Regions from separate parts of the Homo sapiens genome. Here region 2 is linked to region 1. Evidence: chromatin loops called from intact Hi-C (ENCODE). Cell type or tissue: mammary epithelial cell. All regions are shown on one strand.

The links. Peaks named below come from ENCODE experiments on the same cell type or tissue, not always from the same donor. Only the 100,000 strongest peaks of a DNase experiment are listed, where the experiment ranks them.
Region 2: a loop joins it to region 1, with 17 times the contacts of the local background. A loop is called at or near these places in 6 of 110 quality-filtered maps.

What each region holds. Positions count from the first base shown.
Region 1 is chr21:40,837,916-40,845,915 of GRCh38, forward strand. All of the region lies in intron 1 of DSCAM (DS cell adhesion molecule), which reads right to left. Among named protein-coding and RNA genes, the nearest start is that of DSCAM, 5.2 kb to the right of the region's middle. In mammary epithelial cell, a CTCF peak has its summit at 4,229 (motif pointing right); DNase peaks (open chromatin) are centred at 7,216 and 7,906; H3K4me3 peaks cover 2,170 bases; H3K27ac peaks cover 4,659 bases.
Region 2 is chr21:40,139,302-40,147,301 of GRCh38, forward strand. It overlaps DSCAM (DS cell adhesion molecule), which reads right to left. Exons shown (of 33, transcript NM_001389.5): 17 at 5,190-5,430; 18 at 3,257-3,403. Among named protein-coding and RNA genes, the nearest start is that of MIR4760, 69 kb to the right of the region's middle. In mammary epithelial cell, a CTCF peak has its summit at 4,721 (motif pointing right); a DNase peak (open chromatin) is centred at 7,110.

The sequences.
Region 1 (8,000 bases):
GCCGAGATTAAAAAATAAACATGGCAATTAAGCAGACTGGGACTTGGATTTTCTGTATCTCTATGGAACCCAAGATCAAATCACACCACAGCGGGGCTAACTGTGAAAAGAATTGAATCTTGAGTTTCTCTCGTGAGAAAGTATATTTCCTTAAAGTAATAAGTTTCCTTATTATATAGGAAATATAGCTGTCTTTTGTATTTAAAAAAATAAATTAAATTAAAATATACATAGAATTGCAGCAGTTCTAATTATCTTTCTACTTGTCTTTCTCTTATGATACAATCACAGAAATGTTCCCATCATCCAGCAGTTCATGCTTATGAGAAGAATCAATGCTTTACTCAATATTAGGAAGATTAATCAATGGTAAGAGAGTCCACTGCAATCACCCACCTGAAGTGGCATGGATGGCTCTTCAGTATACGGCATGGGCTACCTCCCAACAGCCCCCCTCAGCCCCTGTGACCCATTCACGCTGGTCCTAACACCAGCTTCTACCTGATCATTGTGGTGACTCCATGATAATGCTGAAGCCACTTTGGGACCCTCAGGTCATCAAGGTCAACACTGGGAGTGGTATCACCATACTGCTGTTTTGCAGAAGCATCCAATAATGAGAAAGTTGGGATATTTAGAAAGAACTATAAGCTGGCTTTTACTGTTTTATTTTCAGTGTGAAAAAAGTGTAAATTTTATGTAAAACCAGACTTAAAACTGTTTCCTGTTTCTTCATTTTAATACTAAAAGAGTCAAGGCTTGTATGAATCAAAATCAGTAATTAAATAGTTCAAATTTCTTTCCATCACCTTATCAAAATGCCAATTTCATAGTCTGGAGAGACTAGCGACAAAATGATCCATTTTATAGATGGTTCTTTATAAGACAAAAGGCAAACACTTTCCACAGCATCATCTTCTAGGGCAGGTCTGATTTTGTCCAGATTTCCAACCTGTAAATCAGCAGTATTTGCATAAAAATTCAACGATTCTACTATTAATAAAACCCAAAGCCCACTTGGAACCAGGAAAACCAGAATGCTATAAGTAACAAATACAGGCCTAGAAAGGAAAACTATTTCATTTCTTTTTTTATGCTAAATTGTATATACTTAAGGAACCTGGGGGACATTAGCTAAGTGATATATGCCAGACACACACATACAAAATCCATGATCTCACTTATATATGGAATCTTATAAAGACTATTTCATTTATAAGAGCATGTGGCATTCTTTTTCCCTTGTCCAATAACATTTGTGTCAATCACAAAGCCTGGGGTGATATTGTCTGCCCGACACAGACTGACAAATAAGGACTTCATATATTGCAATTTAAAACCCCAGAGTTTGAGAACAGGTTAACATGGAGGGACTTGTGATAATCACAGGATCCTAAATTTGAACTCTTCTCTCAGTAATTGCTTTATTACTGAGATGTATGCAGATTTCACCCTCCTACTATTCTGCCGTGAAACATCTTTAAGAAAGGCAAGGCTTATTGCAGAATAAATATTTGTAGCAGTGCTGCAAGTTCAATGTCCTCCCTTCACCTCCAGTCTTTTGTTCAGACCTACTCAAGCTGTTTCCAGATAATATATATATTGCCTTCTCATCCCCAGCTTCCCAAGCCTAACATAGACTTAAAGACTGAGAGCACTTCTAGAATATTCTGCAGAGAGTCCAAAGAGATTTCATAATATTTCTGCAAGGGTTGGTATGCTTTTTTTTTTGTTTTTTTCTCCTACAAAATGCTGTACAGAGCTGGGACGTTAGGGGAAGCTAGCATTTAGTATGGAGGTGATCTCTTGCATTTTCAATTCTTTCTTTCACTGTCTTTGCGGCTGCACTTAAAAACAGCTTTCTATAAATAGGACTGCTTGCTCACTCTTAAATCTTACTCACTGTCTTCTCAGTAAAAAAAATAACTAGGGATACAGGCAAGATTCATTAATCCCTGTCATTCTAACTCTCTGTGTAGTAGCCTCTTTCCTTCTTCATATCTTGACATATATCTTCTCAATCCCATTCATCCCTCTCTGTTAAACCATAATATGTATTTACATAATCCAGGGGGCTTCAAGATCAAAAATTAATCCAGTTGCATGATTTTTAAAAAATCAGCGTTGATCACATAGAACAAATAGAGATGTCCAAAAATCAAAAGCTGATAAATATTGTAAGCTATAAGACACTTAATTTGATTTTTATATTTGGACAAAAATCAACTTTAACAATGATTAAGATATCCTTTCATGTTACTTTGATGAAGATAGCAACTGTCATATTTGAATCTGCAAAATAAGAAATAAAGATAATGACAAAAAACCCATAAATCCATAGGATGCTGAAGAAAACAGTAGTATGACTTTTTAAAGATGAATTAAGGCCTGAGAAAGTAAGCTTTGTTTTGATGTCCTGGGTGGCTCTTTGATGAAGAAATGAATTCCCAAGAGCTGGGGGTGGCGGAGTGGGCGGGGAACCTAAATGTCGGTTTGATGTTTCTGGCTGGCTTTCAAAATGCGACAGGGCAATAAACACTGTATAGGAATTTTAAATCATGCCATTTAGCAGCGTACACTTGAGAACAAGGGGTCCAGCACATGGATGAAATTATTGTCTGTGACACTTGACCCACTGCACGGCAGGAAGAGCACCTAAAGCAATTACATAGCTGTTGTGCAACAGTGATGAAGTCCCATCAGATACTCGAAATATGAATCTCTTTTTGAAAAGAGAAGAAAATGCCCCAAGCCACAGGCGTTTCTGGAAAATAAACATTTCTACCGTGATTGAGTCACTACGACAGAAAAAGGTGGGTAGAGCAAAAGAGTCCAGTGGTTTAGTCAGAATGCAAGATAGGGACCAGGAGAGCAAGTCCAGGAAAGCAAACTAAGAGGGGGAGCCAATCAGCTAGAGGCAGAAGAGAGAGGTGGACGGGAGGGAGGAAGGTGGACAGGAGTTAAGGAGGGGAGAAAGGCTCTGCCTATCACTTTTTCCTTTCACTCCGTAAGGAACATCATCTATTTCCACTACTCCATACCATGTGCTCTGCTCTGTGCTAAGGACACGCTCAGGCTTCGCACGCATTTCAGACTATGGAGGCTCCTGTCTAGCTAGTGAGAGAGGCAGTCACTAGCCAAATCAGCATCACCTAAATGCAGGCGTAACGATTACCACAGACTCCATCAAGGAAACAGCCAAGATTTTTAGAAAAAGGATAATATGGAGGGAACTGATTTTCAGGAGCAGATTTGTGAAACCCAACCCTTCTGAACGTCCTGGTCAGAAGCTGTCTGACCTCTGAACCAAAATCCTGTCCCTGCTTCCCTCCTGCCACCTTGACAGACCTTGCGTCACCTGCAGAAAACATCCGTGTGCTCCACCCTTTGAATTCAGAACGACATAGTGGATACTCCGTGGGGCTGCTGGAATCTTCCATTCCCACTGCCTTATCTTAACCCATAGATTCGGCAAGGGAAATGCAACTTTGAATTTTCTGGCATTTTCACAACATTGAAGAAAAGAACATAAATATAGTTGGGGGGAGGGGCGCGGAGAGATAAGATGAGCATTTTTGTGCCCAGGTCTTTGGAACTTGAAGAGTTAACCCCCCAGTCCAGGGGAACAGGTGTTTTCCAGTGGGCCTGGGGGAGAGGGAAGGGGGCTCCCGGTCCCGGAGCCTTGCCTGCGGAGATTGATGGACTGCGGAGGAGCGGGCACGTCAGCATCACCCCTGTCACCATCAGCAGGAGAAGCGGCGGCTCCTGGAATGACATTGGAAGGTCAGCCAATCAGGCGCGGAGCTGCTCCCGGAGCTGCCACCTCCGAGGCGCGCGCCACGCCGGGGTTCCCTCGCGGCTTTGGAAAGGGGGTGCAAATGCACCCTTCTGCGGGCCCGCTACCCGCTGCAACACCTGTGTTTCCTTTCTGGGCACCTTCTAGGTTTCTAGATATTGCTGTGAATACGGTCCTCCGCTGTACAGTTGAAAACAAAGGCTGCTGGACCTCGCCTGACCTGCGGTTGCCTTTGCCCGGTTCCTGTTAGACGAACTCTACGACGCCGGAGTTTGGGCGCAGTGAACTTGAGAGATCGTGGGGGAGGCGTCTTCAGAAGAAAGCCCCTGACCATCTGCATGGAGCAGTCCTCCCTCGGTGGCGGCTGGGTTTGCTGGCTCTGCTGAAGGCTGGCTGCAAGAGTCTTGTGAGGTTTGCCGCCCACTAGTGTCCTATGGCGGGGACACAATCGGCCTGCAGGTAGCACCACCTCCCTATCTCCCAGGCTGAGGGTGCGGGCACCAAGGCCCAGCGTGCACTTCAGCGCAGCAGCCAAGAAAATGCCCACACGCGCTTGTTTGTGTGGGCACACCCCTGGGTGCCTGCCCTGCTCTGGAGAGGTGGGCCACGCATGGAAACCGAGGAAATCGAAGTGCTCATTTCCGAAATACTATTGAATGCACTGCCTAATGCAAAATACATTCTTTTTCACTACCTATTAATTATTTATGAGCCACATTCATAATCTTACCCGTAGAATTCAGCTAATTTTACGAAACCTGGATGCCACATTTTGTAAATGCATCCACTTGATAAACCCATCCTTTTATTTTGCAAACATAAATTTCCAATCTACAGTGTTCACAGGTCTTTCTTTATAAAATGACCTCTCTCTCTCCCTCTCTCAATCAAGTTTTAATACGCATTGAATTGAGTCTCTTGTCGAAATACTCCGTGCACCTTACTCCAGACACATCTAACATAAAATACCTTGCCAGCTACCCGGAGGTCCAGGAATTGGGGATTAGAATTGGCAAATATTTTAGTCAAAATTAGTTCCCCTACCAGAATGCTGTATTGCGCTGGTTCTGCCCCCCGTGACTCACTGATCCCCCGAGGCAGCAAACCGTGGTCACACCAAAATGACAAAGGAGAGAGTCAAAAAGTGGAGAACGATCCACTGGCATTTATTGAAGGTCTGCGTGGCATTTTGTTTTCCTACAGAGGGCATCTTGGAGGGGCATGCAGCTTAAGTTAAAAGGCCTCGGAATTTAGGTGAACCCTGAGATTATGGATAGCTTTTTAATCTGTTTAATAAAGATGGGGGAGAAAGGGAAGTGGAGGCAGCCCTGAAATTGTTCACCTGATAACATTTCTTCCTTACATACATTTATGTGAATTAAATAAAAATCACCTTTGAAGTCCTTAAGGTGCATTTGTATTTACAAAGGTCTGCTTCTAATTAAATAAAATAGCAAGCGTGTGCTCTGTAATTTCCTATCAAGTGAATGGATGAAGCTCAAAGGTGCTGCATACTCATCTTCTCTTTAATGAGCACCTTCTTACTCCCAGCACCCCACCGTCTCTAATCTCCATGACCCTCAGGCCCCATGAAAGCGGATGCAGTAGAACTGAAAATCCCACAGCTCAGGAAAAGATGATGTCAGGAATGCATGCATGTGTGTGTGTGTGTGTGTGTGTGTGTGTGTGTGTGTGTGTAAAAACAGAGATGCCAGGATACTAGCAAAACTATATTACATATAATAAATCTAATTCTTCATCATTCTGTTTGTCTGAAGGCCTGGCTCTTCTTTTAGCAATAATTTTAAACTAGAATGTGCTCTGGGGTTAAAACCAGGAGAAATGGTAATGAAACACAATGCAGTAGGAAGCTTTGCTGAGAAGACACCGAGGGACGTGTGTGGGTGAGTGTCTGCACATACGTGTACCTTGGCTCCTTGCACTGTAACAGAAGCTCGCGTGTATTTCCAGAACATTGCAGAACAAATTGACTGCTTTAAAACACGATACTGCACCTCATCAGGTGAGGTCATTCATTTAAGGGTTTAACCTATGAAGGGCCTGGTCACTGACTTCTTCTTTTTTTTTTTTTTTTTTTCAAAAATACTGCCTGCAGCCTGTCTAGCAACCATACTTTTATTAAGAAATAACTGTACTTCTGATACATCAATAAGAAAAATATTGTTGTCTACTGTTAAAATGCAGATGTATTGTGGGCTTATTTTAATAGCCCCAAATATTAAACTACATAATCTTTTACAAATGAAAAAAAAAAGTTATCATGTCAGGCATTTTGATGCTTGAGGCCTAGCAATAATCAGTTTAGGTATTAGAATTCATCAATCTTTTATCACACACATTCAGAAATTTTTCAAAGTTGAGGTATAACAAAATATGACAGTTGTTGACAAAAATATTCTCAATTTTTTAAAGTTTAATTCAGATAGGTAGAAACCATTTACTCTTATATTTTTGAAATATGGTCTTACAAACAGGCATAGTTCCAAACTGGATTCTTATTTTATTTCAACATGTCTATATATTTTATGATCCTTTCCCCAGTATGTAATGAACACCATACCTTAGAAAACTGTTTAAAGCTGATTTCCCCTCCCCCCTTCAAAGATCCTAAAGCTTTACAGCAGGCTTTTAATGTTTTCATCCTTGATCATATAAAGAGAGGGGCATTTTTATACAAGACAGTTCCATAGCCTTCTGCTAGATTGGATCAGAATACGTAATACAGCAATGTAAAATATTCATTTGTGTTTGCTGTTTATGTCTAATATTGTGGAATCTACCTATATTTATTACAATAATGGTGATTATCAGTTGATTTTAAAAGTCTTGAAAATAATACTTGCAGAACTCACTATATGAGTACCTACATAATTTTTGCATATATTTTTCATATTGCAGAATATTTGAGGTTTCATATAATTGTATTACCATATATAATTATTTCTATGATTGTTTATTTTAGTTATAAAATGCTGATTCAGAAAAAAAGTCACACACACATATAGCATCTCTGTATCAGAGGCTAATAGTCTGTATCAGTATCATAAATTCTTCCATACCATTTTGTCATACAAAATGCTAAAACTGTAAATAAATACTGGCTGACTGACAACCAGCACAGCCTCTTTCATCATCCTGAAACACACACTTCCCAATGGGGTGCAAATTTTGTTTCTTCTTATAACCCAGGCCTTTCCAAGGAGTTCAGAAAGGTACTCCCTGACAGGCGAAACAGGGTGTCAAGGCTCTGTGTCTTTGGAACACATGTGTAGGCATCTCTACATTTCTTAGGAGGTCGCATTAGCAGAAGAGCAGAAAGGGCTGACTTCCCCGACACATCTCCGCATGTTCCCTAAGCACATCTGTCCCTGAAGGGAAATTCCCAGGAGGACACAGGACAGGTATGGTGCCCTCTGGGAAAGATGGGTGTCTTGTCAGAACTTGTTGCAATTCTTTCCTGCTAGGAAATCTCAAAATGAAAGTTTCAAACACTTTGCTTTAGGTTATACTGGAGAGCAAAGTATCATTTTCATGTTCATTTTGATAGTACCTTCTTTCAACTCTACCTTTTCTTAGTCACCGTTTTTTTAAAAAATTGACAATGCTCATGCATTTCTTCTGGCCTGTTGGTATGCTGATTCTTTAGGCACTGTCTAGGTAGGCAAAGAAAATGCACTGCCTTGCAGCCAACACACAGAGCTTCCCTGTGTGTCTTCCAGGAAAATCTTAGAGCCTCCCCTTTGCTTCTCGTATTTTCTCACAAGGGCCAGATTTCCTCTCTTCTCTTCTTTTACCTTCTCTTCTTCTCCTCTCTCTCTCTCTCTCTCTCTCTCTCTCTGTCTCTGTGTCTGTCTCGCTCTCTCTCCCTCCTCTCTTTCTCTCTCTCTCTCTCCTCTCTTCTGGCTAGGGGATTCTGCTTAATGGTTTAATTTCAACTGTCAGTAGGTTATACATTTTATGCAGATGTGTGTTCCAAAATTTGAAATGGGAATTTAAGCCGTAGCTACTCCCAGGCGATGTCAAATGATGACAATTTCCTCTGGTTCCCACAAGAGAGGAAGCCATTCATACATGTAAGTTCATATTTATGCGGTGACAGGCAGCCTAAGGTGCAGTCACACTTACTAATTGGGTCTGACTCAGTCAAGAGCAATAGCTTTCTAAATACCCAGGAAGAAATCAT
Region 2 (8,000 bases), 700 kb before region 1:
GGCACAGTTTGGTTTTATACATTTTAGGGAGACGTGAGACATCAATCAATATAGGTAAGAAGTATATTGGTTCGGTCTGGAAGGCAGGACAACCTGAAGCAAAGGCAAGAAGACAGGAAGCGGGGAGGGGACTTACAGGTCACAGGTAGGTGAGAGGGGAAGGGTTGCGTTCTTCTGAGTTTCTGATCAGCCTTTCCAAAGGAGGCCATCAAATATGCATCTATCTCAGTGAGCAGAGGGGTGACTTTGAATAGAATGGGAGGCAGGTTGGCCCTGAGCAGTTTCCAGCTTGACTTTTCCTTAGTGATTTTGGGGGCCAAAAAGATATTTTCCTTTCATAGGTGTATGTGGTGTTTGTGTACGTGTGGTGTGGTATGTGGTGTATATGGAGTGTGTGTCATGTGGTGGGTGATGTACATGCAGTTTGTGTATGTGTATGAGGGGTGTGTGTCATGTGGCGTGTGGTATATGAGGGATGTGTGTGTGGTGTGATATGTGGTGTATGTGTGGTGTGTGTGTGTGGTATGCGTGGTGTGGTATGTGTGGTGTATGTGGGGTGTGTGTATGTGTGTTGTGTGTGCATGTGGGGTGTGTGAGGTGTGGTGTGTGTGGTGAGTGTGGGATATGTGTGGGTGTGGTGTGGTATGTGATGTTTGTGAGGTGTGTGTGTGGTATGTGTGGTGTGTGGTGTATGTGGGGTGCATGTATGTGTGGTGTGTGCGCACGTGTATGTGGTGTCGGTCAGCAGTCACTTCCTGCTCAGTGTCTGTGGGAATCCAGCCAGTCCCGGAGGCTGCAGTCTGGGGAGTTTGTGCAAAAGTGTCCAGTAGCCCCGTGAACTGACCTGCCTCATAAACGAAATCTCTCAGGTAGCAGGAAGAGTGACCATTCGCAGGCAGGTTCATGTTTCTGAAGGTTTCTTGCTTATCTTTCGGAAATGAAGTGCAGACTTCTACATCGCACATTTATCTCATCACTTTGATTTTAATCCCATGAGTGAAAGTATCTTTAAAAAGCTGCATGCACACTCCCAAGCATTTCTTTGTTTAAAGAATTATGTTTTTGAATATTCAAGTTTTCAAAGCTTTAAAGGTATGAAGCCACATCTTTCATTTTAGAATGAAGATACCAGCAGGCAATGCTAGCAAATGTGAGTGAGCTTAGAAAATATGGGTGATGTGGATGAAGTCACCACTGGATTCTGAAATATTTCCAATAAGAACAGAAAAGACATCTTAGCATAACACTGCCTTTCAAAGAACATTAAGGGTATTTAATTTCATCCACTCAATATAAGGAGTAGAAATCAGAAGAAACATATGTAATGATATCCTATGGTATTTTGTCCATAAAAATAGATGACTTTTGCAAATTTTCATTGCTCTTTACTCTGGGGTGTTTTAAAACTTGTGTTTAGGTGGGAGGGGTGAAGGTGTTACAGAATCATCTACTTAAATCTGCCCTTCTGTGGGGCTGTCCCTTCTTGGGTCTGTGGTTCTGTATTCATTAGCATCTCCCTCGGTCACTGGTCTGGAACCTCCACAGGGACAGACACAGCAACCTTGGTGTTTCCCATGAGCTCAGTGTCGAGTGGGTGTTTGGCAAATGTGTCTACTGCAGGACCAAGGAGGGCGGGGGGGGGTCCTTCTAGATTGCCTCCCATGGCTGGTAGTGCTCCAGGTACTACATGTGGCAACAAAGGCATGAGGTCTGCTCTCAGTCCTGAGAAACACATGTTAGGGACACAGTTAGGGACATGCAGAGCTAAGGCTCAAAGGCCTATGCTCGCTGAGCCAGTAATGCTTGTGCTGCTCATGTGTCTTCTTGCCTTTACTGTTGCACCAACCGTGGAGGCTGCTGCCACCTGTGGAGCCCTATGTTTACCTGCATGGGGACAGGGGTCTGCCTGGTAGAACAGATCCAGGTGGTCCTGAGCAGGGAAGGGATAGGTCCTTGACCGCATTTGCCCAAAATTAGAGGTGAGCACTCATCAGGGATCACACCCAGTCAGAGGGGTTGAAAGAAGCCCCAGGCTGGGCGTGGTGGGTCACGCCTGTAATCCCAGCACTTTGGGAGGCCAAGGTGGGCAGATCACTTGAGGCCAGGAGTTCAAGACCAGCCTGGCCAAGCTGGCGAAACCCCATCTCTACTAAAAATACTGAAAATTAGCCAGGTGTGGTGGTGCACGCCTGCAATCCTAGCTACTTGGGAGGCTGAGGCAGGAGAATTGCTTGGGCCCGGGGAGGTGGAGAGTTGCAGTGAGCTGAGATCGTGCCACTGCACTCCAGCCTGGGTGACAGAGGGAGACCCTGTCTCAAAAAAAGAAAAGAAACCCCAAACAAGAGGGAAGGTACTGTCCAGTGACGGGGGGTGCAGGAGGGGGCTGGAAATGGAGGGCAGGGGAGGAGGCAGGTGTGGGCCCCCCAGGCTTGGGACAGAGACAGTGAGCAGGCTTCCAGAGGCCTTTCCTGCTGGGGGCTGCAGCCTCGCTCTGCCCCAGCACACTCACGCAGCCCGGCCCAGCCTGGTGGGCACCACTCGCAGCCTGAGGGCGAAGACACTGAGGTGTTGCTGCAAGAAACTTGTGGCCCCAATCTTATGTCCACTTGAGAAAGTCGTTTATTCAAAGCCTTGCCCTAAACAAACAGGAACATTTTGCCCTACCACTTGAAATACACACACACACACACACACACACGATAAAGAACAAGGAAAAGAGAGAGGAGGAGAAGGGGAAGGAAGAGGAGAAAGAGAAACAGGAGACAAAACGGGAGGGCCCTGAACTTCCTGGCCCCCTCCTGAGTGCCCCCCTCCATGTGCCTGGGCACTCTTCCCACACCCACTTACAGCACAACTACAGGAAATTTAACGTTTCCCCGCGGAGTTCTATTTGGGAAGTAGGAAGAGGCCAACATTTTAGAATACATATCACACAGAATGTTCTAGATAGAGATGGAGGTTTTGGTGCTGCCTGCAGAGCCTTGACATAGACATAATTAGGAAAATACATCCATGTTGAAATTTCCCAAGTGCCGCCCCCGCCTAGGCTTCAACTTGGGTTTCGAAGGTGTGTGATGTTTTAAACAAAGAGACCTGTTCAAATGTCAGATGAGGGATGACAGAAAAGGGGAAAGTGTCTATTGATAAAGAGGTGCCCGCCATATCCTGAGCCCCTTGTTAGGAACTAGGAGGGGTCTGCAAATTCCATCATGCATTCTCTGGAGGCAAACCCAAAGTCCTAGTTTAGTCCTCTTACCTCCGTCCATGAGGTTGGCCCAGTAAATGACTCTGAACCCCTGGAGAATTCCATTCAAGGCTTCCTTGGAAAGTGTGGACCAGGATATTGATATGCTTTCTGGTGATGTTGCTATGGCTTGGACATTTTCGGGGGGGTAACTGGGCACTGAAATCAAATAATTAGAATCTGTAATAACTGTGGGTGGTTTATGAGCAAAGCAATAACCGAAAAAGCAACGTATTTTAATATTTCAATATGCAAGCAAAAAATTGCACTCAACCCCAAAATGAAAGAAAAAATAACAAAGATCACTTCCCTGGAAAAATCTTATGATAACTCAGTGCTCAGTAAAATATCATGAGTCAATGCATATATTCTAATGGATTCCATAGTCTCTCTTTCCAACTTAGTTTCTTTACTTTTAGGACAGTTGTTGGGACTTGAGTCGTGTACCCTTCTTAATTTTATTGCCTGAGTAGAAAATCATTGTTTGTCTGATTTATTTTCCCCTTACTCTTGGAAGTTACTTCTTTAAGTTGCATTTACTTTATAGAGTACGGTACCTCTGTATTTAGTAATATCTGGCATATAAATTGGAAGCTGAACCATTGTAAAGTGCTAAAAAGTAGAAACATAATCATAGATTTCTCCTGTCTCATCCTCATCCCTTTCTCTAGAGGGAAGAGAGACCATAGACAGGTCAGAAGAATATTGAAAATATTTTTAGTACTGAGCTTTTGTAAACCTTAAATGTTGGCGCTGGGGCGGTGCAAAATACTGGCTGAGACACGCATCTTAATGAAAAATGAGCATTGAAGCAAAAACAAAGGCATATTTAACGACTATTGCAATTATGAAGATAGACAATTCCAGTGTTCAGGCTGCAAGTCATTGAAGACTCCTCTCCTCGCAAAAATTGTCAGATATTACAGGTGCAAGTCCTATCTGCCTCCGCAAACCTGTGATCAAGGGCCGGGCGCGGTGGCTCACGCCTCTAATCCCAGCACTTTTGGAGGCCGAGGCGGGCAGATCACGAGGTCAGGAGATCGAGACCATCCTGGCTAACACGGTGAAAACCCGTCTCTACTAATAATACAAAAAATTAGCCAGGCGTGGTGGCGGGTGCCTGCAGTCCCAGCTACTCGGGAGGCTGAGGCAGGAGAATGGCGTGAACCCGGGAGGCGGAGCTTGCAGCGAGCCAAGATCGCGCCACTGCACTCCAGCCTGGGAGAGAGAGCCGGACTCCGTCTCAAAAAAAAATCTATGATCAAATGACTAACTGCACAAGAGGTAAATGTAGTGCCAGCTTCCTGCCTTCAAAGCTACCACTTATTGCTACAAATAACCCCATATCTTAACTTCCTGCCTAAAACACTGTGCCTCTGGATACCAGGGTTCTCTATTTTCAAGCACTACTGGAAATTTGAGCTTCTGGGTTATTCTCAGTGACATGGTGGAAGGGCTAATTAATTTATCTCGGCCGCTAGGGGGCGATCGATCACTGTGCAATCTGAAAATTCCTTTTCTCTGTACTCAGAATGCTTGAAAATAGGAAACAATGAAAAATAAAATAAATTTTAAAAAACCTTCTTAACATTTGGGAGAAAGTTTTTTAGCAAATAGCATTTCTGCATTCTCGTGAGACTTCTGCAGTAATAGAGAGAGCCTTGTTTTCACTCCAGAAAAGCCCAATTCTTGTACCTGAAATGAATGAGGAAGAGTCTGAAAAGGGAGGGACTTGCTGGCTTTGCAGTCCAGCCCTGCCCCAGGGCGGGCAGATCAGCGGGGTGGGCGAGGTCACGAGGGAAGGCTTTTCCACCCGAGACCCCAGGCCCTGCAGGTCACTGCAAAGTCGTGGGGCGGGGGAGTGCGAGGTTGGGGGAGCCCCGGGGCAGACCCGAGGGAACCTTTGCGGAGGGAAAAGCCACGACCAGGCCCCGGCCGAACCTACCATCCTCGAGAGTGGTGGTGATGATTTCCTGAGAAGAAGGCCCCGTGCCGGCCCGGTTACAGGCCTGCACCACCAGGCCGTACTGAGTGAACTTATTCAGGTTGTCCAGGGTGTAAACCTCACTGTCCCCGCTGGTGTCGACACTGATAATGTTGAATTGGAAGTTACCCCCAGTGCTGTACTCTCGGTAACCTATTTGGTAGCCACGGATAATCCCATTTTGCAAATGTTTCTTGGGAGCCTAAACAGGAGAGAAAAGAACACACTAAAGAAGTCTTGAGGTAGGACAAGAGCGAAATCAACGCCCACACCCACGTAGGAAAGCAGAAATAAAGTGGAGTCATCGCCACGATGCTGGGGCGGTGGTCCGGTAGCAGCCGCAAACCCACGTACAGTGCAACTTGGTCTGTGCCAGGCACCCTTCCTTTACCTGTGAATGCATCCGGCCCTCCCAGCCCCTCTGAGCCACTGGACCGTCAATGGACACAGGAGGTCACCTGAGTATGCATGGCAGGAGCGGAATCTGAACATGGGTGTTGGGCCCCAGAGCCTGCGCTCTCATTCTGTCCTTCATGATGTACTGGTTGACTTGTCTAACTGGCGAGAAAGTGTCAAAATACAGATCATGTTTGTGGCGTCTCCAGGTACGCTTACGACCGGGTGAGACTGACCCTCAGGCCTGCACCCAGCAAGAACTCTCGGGCTCGCTGCTGTGTGCCAGGCCTTGTTCCAGGCACCAGGGAATAGAATTGAGTTTGGAAATGTAAGAAGACAAAAGAAAAGACCCCCGTCCTCATGGAGCTTACATTCTAAGGAAATATCCCAGAATCACAGTGTTTCCAGGTTGAAAACTGGCATGGGAAGGTGAGTGCACACCCAATAGGAAGGTAATCTCTTTCATGAAGCCCCGAATCATTCTGGAATGATTTGGGGGTGATTAAATGTGGGGCAAGAGAGAGGCTGGTGCTAACTCCACCCTGCTGATGTGAAGATGGTCCACCAGGTCAAAGTAGGATTTAGGCTGATGCGTAGGACTCATTTAGAAACCAGAGCCTTTTCAAGGATGGTATAAGGCTGGGCGCGGTGGCTCACACCTGTAATCCCACCACTTTGGGAGGCTGAGGTGGGCGGATCACTTGAGGTCAGGAGTTCAAGAACAGCCTGGCCAACATGGTGAAACCCCGTCTCTGCTAAAAATACAAAAATTAGCCAGGCATGGTGGTGGGTGTCTGTAGTCCCAGCTACCTGGGAGGCTAAAATGGGAGAATCACTTGAACCCGGGAGGCGGAGGTTGCAGTGAGCTGAGATTGCCCCACTGCACTCCAGCCTGGGTGACAGAACAAGACTCAGTCTCAAAAAGTAAAAAAAGATATGCGAATGCCACCAAGATGAGGCTCTAGGGAATAAAGGTTTTGTAGACTTTCAGGCAGTCAACAGATATGTGTGTTTATGTGTATGCGTGTATGTATACATACACACATACATGTGTATGTATGTATACATGTACATATGTATGTATATACATATACACGTACACACATACATTTAAGTACAAACTATGGATCTGGATCTCTCAAGCCTCTGAAAGCTTTCTCCGTCCTGAAAGTGTTTATAATCGACCTGCAGAGAGGAAATAAGCACTTAAGAACCTGTAGAGAACTATGAAGTGTGGAAATGCATGGTAAGAAAGTGAAGGCCAGCAGGCATCTAGAAAGTGTGAGTATGGGTGGTCTGAAGTGGTGGGAAGACTCAGAGCCCAGGTGGGCTTGACGGAGGGGGGGAGGTGGCGGGGCACGGCTCAGAGAAGTAGAAGGAGGATGGGGTGAGTGGAGCCTGCAAAGGGTGCACACCTGCCCAGCGGTAAGTCAGGAGGGAACGGACAGAGTGGAGCAAGACCTTGAAAACCTGCCAAATGTGACCGGGGGAGGGCAGACAATGAGAAGTCAGAAGAAGGTTTCGAGCTGATGAACAGCATTGATGGATTCAGCAAACACTTATGGATTGCCTAATAATAACTTCCCAGGGGATTCCATGCCTCAGCCTGTCATTAGTAGTAAGTCTGACTTATCCAAGAGCAGTAAAATCATTTTTGTTTTTCACAGCAAGTTTCTCCATTTATGGTTTTCTTGGACTCCACTTGCTTTTCCCAACAGCCAATCTAATTTAGTATATTCATGGTGCCAGCAGGTGTCAGTGAAACAGTCGCGTAAACCATTTATTTATTTGTATCTGTTGGCTCGGAGTTAGACCCTGGTGGAAGAGCTCATACCTTTTTTATTATAAACAAATGTCTATGCTCCTCTGAATCCACAGATGTGCTGGCTTTTGCATTGATGAGCTATGGCTTTTCTCACTGTTTAGAAATAGATTTCAAGATTCTATGTTTTGAAAATTCAATTACTCTATGTGAAAATTGTTTTGCTGCAACCACTGAATTACATTTATGTGACCTAATTAATTAATCAAATGAATTTCCCTGTAAACGTCACCTATAAGTCAAATTTACCAACAAAGAGATTTCCCCTATTTTACCTAGTGTTTTAATGTTAGATATAGTGACCCAAATAAAATAATATTATTTTTTAAATGAGATTTACATCCATTAAATATTCTAATTGTTCAACTGGCTCCCGGTGAGGCTTTAAGCCTCCCTAAGACAGCAAGTTGGATTCACAGTATGGGGGCTGTGGAGTCAGGTCAAGAAGAGTAGACAGTAAAGTCAAATGCCTGTGAGAAAGTGTTTTCATAGAGCCACCAATTTAGCTAAATCCTCCACAAGAATGAAGGGACCTGCTTGCTGACATGTAGTTC